Regions from separate parts of the Homo sapiens genome. Here region 1 is linked to region 2. Evidence: chromatin loops called from intact Hi-C (ENCODE). Cell type or tissue: IMR-90. All regions are shown on one strand.

What was found. A loop is a pair of places that touch in the nucleus more often than their neighbours do. Peaks named below come from ENCODE experiments on the same cell type or tissue, not always from the same donor. Only the 100,000 strongest peaks of a DNase experiment are listed, where the experiment ranks them.
Region 1: it touches region 2 in a loop (2.1-fold over the local background); 3 of 110 quality-filtered maps call a loop at or near these places.

What each region holds. Positions count from the first base shown.
Region 1 is chr10:44,305,691-44,308,190 of GRCh38, forward strand. The region is part of intron 1 of LOC124902544 (a long non-coding RNA gene); the gene reads right to left. Among named protein-coding and RNA genes, the nearest start is that of LINC02881, 14 kb to the left of the region's middle. RefSeq lists an enhancer at 1,965-2,174. In IMR-90, a CTCF peak has its summit at 1,326 (motif pointing right); a DNase peak (open chromatin) is centred at 831.
Region 2 is chr10:43,808,172-43,810,671 of GRCh38, forward strand. The region is part of intron 2 of LOC105378275 (a long non-coding RNA gene); the gene reads left to right. Among named protein-coding and RNA genes, the nearest start is that of LINC02658, 31 kb to the left of the region's middle. In IMR-90, no CTCF peak of the experiment used is centred here; a DNase peak (open chromatin) is centred at 1,250.

The DNA.
Region 1 (2,500 bases), 500 kb after region 2:
GGTAAAGATGGTAAATTATATATGTAAAAATTAATTTAATTTTTAAAAATAACAAAAAATAAATACAAAAAAAAGAGATAGCTATTCCCACAAGAAAAAAAAGTTAGAAAAGTATTCTATATAGGAAGAGATCCAGGCCAAGCATGATCTTTTCTAGGGTTTATCAGTATAAATCGAGGCATGTATAAAAAAAATTTCTAGGGTAGTCAAGATTTTACTGTAAAGCCAGTAAAGGGACTGAAATGCAACCACCAAGAATATTAAGGAAAAGAAAGGATTAAATTTGATTATTAGTAAATTAGAACAATTTACTCCAGGGAGGCTGAAAATGGATGAAATCGCTCCCTTTGCCCCTTTAAATATCACAAAATATAATTAACTTGGATTCAAATGCACACATCAAAAAGCAGGAGCATTTATGAGAGTTGTGTGATGGGATTTGATGTGAAAGGAATCCATATAAAATGTTCCTTCCCCAACCACTGGGCCTGGAGGACATCAATCAGTCCCATAGTGATGGTGCCATCCAATGCCGGGGATAAGAGATCACACTCAAGGACTCACCATGCTTCTCAGAGGACAGGTCAGAAAGTTCCCCTGCCTTCCGTGTGGATAGCAGTGTGGAACTTACAAGTTGCATTACTTTACAGCCGCTCTTTTGTTCCCACTCATTTTAAAGCTATGAAGGAAGTTGAATGAGGCAGCCATGGTTTCAAGGAATTGGGTGACTTGCCCAAGAGAGCAGAGAAAGTCACTAGTGAAATTGACCTTAGTTCCCTTATGAAGATCTTCTAGCCTGGCAATAGCACACACTGATGCTGGACTTGAAACTTGAGCAGCAGGGTATGAGCTGAGTCACAATGTTTGGCACTAGTAAAAGGCCAGCCCACAGAAGTTGGGATGCTGAGAAGAATTGGAGAGTGGGGCAAGGGAGAAGAAAAGTAGAAGACAATGCTAAGAAACTAATAACCTCTTTTACAAAGTGGAGTGTTGAGAGTCTGTCAAAAGTTGTCGTAGTCCGTTTGTGTTGCTATGAAGGAATACCTAAGGCTGGGTAATTTATGAAGAAATGAGGCTTATTTGGCTCATCGTTCTACAGGCTGTACAGGAAGTGTGGTGCTAGCACCTGCTTCTGATGAGGGCCTCAGGAAGCTTACAATCATGGCAGAAAGTGAAGGTGGAGCAGGTGTGTCACATGGCGAGAAAGGAAGCAAGGGAGGGGAGGAGGTGCTAAGCCATTTTTAACAATCAGGTCTCATAGTAACTAACTGAGTGAGAACTAGAAGAGTGCCCACAGGAGGGCACCAAACCATTCATGAGGGATCCATCTCATGACCCAAACACCTACCAGAGGCCCACCTCCAACACTGGGGGTTCACATCTCAACATGAGATTTGGAGGGGACCAACATCCAAGCTAACTCAAAAGTAAATGGAAATAGAAAGAAAAGGATGAGTGTATTATTTGAAGTTACAATATTATCAAGAGAGATGCTAGAAATAATCTAATTCTCAAACATTTCAAAGAACAGAGGCGGGAAAGGTTTGGTTGTCAGGCAAGCAAATCTTCTATATGCTTGACGCGATGTGGATAAATAGGTCAACAGAGATAAAGCATTTTATTTAGAACTGTGGGATAGGCCTCAGGACAATTACTAAGAGGAATACTAAAAAATCTCTGTATTGTGGTTCTGGGCTGGGGTGGCATCTGGTGAGAGGCTGCTCTTTCGTATTATAAACCCTTTGTAATATTGTATTTGATTTGTTGCTATGAATGTCTATTACTTTAATTTAAAAAATGACACAAGATCAATTTTCTGTATTTCCAGCATAGAGACAGTTGCTGTCTTTTCATAAAGAACGTTTTAAAGAGAAATCCCTACAGAAATAATAAATAACATGCTTGTCATTCCTGACTCCCAGGGTACATGGTTGCTTTAAAACATAGGTTTTATTCATTTAGGTGTGGCAAGGCCAACAGATAAGGAGGGGACTGCTGTTGAACAGATAGTCTGTCATGCACAGATCTGGAGAGGAGGTACATGCCTTGCCATGGGGGCCACGCTGTGCCATGGGGGACCACATGGGGAAACTCCAGTGTTGGTTAGAAGTGTGGGGGGAACTGTAGCAAGAGCCTTTAATGTGGTTTTTGTGAGAAGGAACCAGCAAGGCAGTACAAGTAGACTTAGAATGGACTACTTTGAATAATTTTAGTGGGCTCTGGACACAGGGGTGTCATGAGTTGCCTGGTGCCTGGCCCTGGGGTGATTAGGGCAGGTGGCCGTGGCCCAGAGGGTGAGAGCCCAACGGAGGAGGTGGTTGGGAGGGCTCTGGAGTGGTTGGTTTGCATTGGAAAGCTGTGCTTGCTGAAGTCATTTACCATCTCTAGGGACTGGCCAGCCTGGGAGGGGCAGTCCCTCCAGGCCCAGCAAGGCACCGAGATTTCTACACCTTTTGAAATAGTTTAGTCAAAAAGCACCCAGTGTCTATTTCTTGCAACT
Region 2 (2,500 bases):
TTTTCCACGGACAAAGATCAGCAATTTGTTTTTAAAATAAAAAGTCAATGTTAAAGTGAAGTTGGCATCAGGTAATTGAGATGCTATCAGGATCCTGAGTGGGGACTGAACACATGCAACCACACAGTGTAGTATTTTTAGGCAATTGCTCACTCATTTGAGAAAACACAGTGGGTAAAACTGTTTCCCTTGTGGTGACTGTTGGACTTCCTGCATTTTCAGAGGTTTTCTGTATTTTCATAGGAGTCCCATTTCCTTTTAAGAACCAGATTGCCAATGCCCCATTAGTTAGCTTTCCACTCCAACAGGCCGCTTGCTCTTTTGCCTTTCCCTCCCCTTCTCTTTTAAACCAATTAATTAAAAAGCTTTACAAAAACAATACATGCTAACGTGAAAAATTAAAGCAGTATAGAAAACTACAACACAAAAAGGAAAAGCTCCTCTGCCCTCAGCTCCTACACTCCTCAGAGGTGGCCATCATGAACATTGGCTTCTTTCTAGAACTTTTCCTGCATAGACAATCAGAGAAACATAGATTGATAGACTGATTTATGCAAAGATGGCTGAATAATGATGTTTAATGCTCTGTTACTTGCTTTTTCCTACTTAATTTATGCTAGACATGATTTCACAGCAGTTGTCAAGGAGGTCTATCACCCTTTTCAACATTTGCATTTTTTCAATTATAAATAAAAAATTAATTAATTAAGAAACACTTGCATTTGGTTCTACTGTAGAAGTGTACCATCATTTGTTTAACCAATATTCCACAGATTGACTTGTAGATTACTTCAGAGGTCTTAATATTAAATGTTCCAGTAAATATCCTCAGGCATGTGTTTTTGAAGAACAGGGCTAGTGTATCAACAGGAGATTGTTTTATAGGTCTTTATAAAATTAAACTGTTTTCACTGGTATAAAAATTTAATAATTGTCAAATAAAATGTTGCTCTTTTAAAGTTTCTTCTCATTATCAAATGACGCTTTTTTTTTTGTCTTGGTCTTCTATAAACCTGCCCTTAAGCTGTGACAAAATTAATTTAAAAAAATCGATGTTGGTCCATGGGATCCATAAATTCTTTTTATAGATCGTTTAACAGAATTCTGTGTCGTGGGCGAGGCTCCAGGCTGGTGTGCAGCGGTGCGCTCCTGGGTCTGTGAGTGGGCATTCCTCAGAATCCCCACAGCCTGACCTGCTGCCCTTTGCTGGTTTCACTTGAAGCTATTATTCCAATTGACTCACTCTTGGCTGACATCTGGATGCGTTTTATAACAGACTGTTTTCATAACTCCACAAAAAGGTTCTCAGGATTAATACTTGTTTATTTTCATTTTCCATTGGACCTTAAATTAGCTAGCAGCCAATACTGGCACAACCCCTTACTGGAAGCCATTTTACCTAAGTGGAGGGGATGGCAAATCCATCCAACCTTGGGTTTTCTGTTGCTTTAAAACCTCTTGCCAACCAACTATTCCAGAGTGGCTGTCAAATCAACCAATAGCAAAATATTTGGGAGTATTTGTCAGTTAGCTGGGGTAGAAGCAGCCAGATGTGTGGATAGGTCATACAGTTACCTTCCCCGTGTAAGTTGGGGCCAGGGTAACCCATGGACATGTGTGCATGTACAACACAGGTGCATGTACAGCCAAGCATACAGGTGCCAAGATATTTTATTGGGATATTATGTGTTTTCTTCTCTCTGTTGTAGGTATTTTTTTTTCCTCTCCCACCTGAAAATTTTTTCTTTGCTTTTTGAGATTGTACTTTCAAAGACATTCAAGACACCCAGATTTTAAATTCAGGGTGTTAATCCAGGGTTTTGTTTTTGAAGACCTGGGATCATTGAAGGGATTAAGTTAGATTTTCCTAGAGGAAAGAGGCAAGTGACTGCCTTTGAATTTAAGGATTGTCTGTATACGTGTGTGTGTGTCTGTGTGGTGGAGGAGGGGGTTGTTTGCCCTTTAACATTTGTTCTTTTAAGGTTTCTTCTCATTATCAAGTGACACTCTTTTTTTTTTGTTCTATAAACTTACCACTGAGCTGTGATAAAATTGATCATTTAAAAAAATATGTGTTGATCTGTTGTGATCTATAACTTATTTTCTTATAGATTATCATGGGCACAGCTCAAGGCTAGTGGTACAAGAGCACCCCTTCCCAGCAAATTAAAAAGCCTGTTATTTTTGCAAAAGCATTAGAAGCTTTCAACAATGTTGTCAAGAGCCTTTCTTAACTCTTTGGTGACTGGTCTGAGTCAGTCACAGGTGGAAGGTGTGATGTGATCAGACAGGCCCTGACATTTCTTGTGAACTCATGAAATCCTGCATCTTTTCCAAATGTGCAATTTTGTTTTTGAAATTAATTTTTATTATCTTCACATTGTGTTGGATGATCAGAGGATTATAATTATTCCCTGCCCCAGGGGAGAGTATTGCAAAGGTACATAGGGCATGAACGTGGGGAGGGCAAGAAGTGTGCCCAAAGCGTGCTATAGCACAG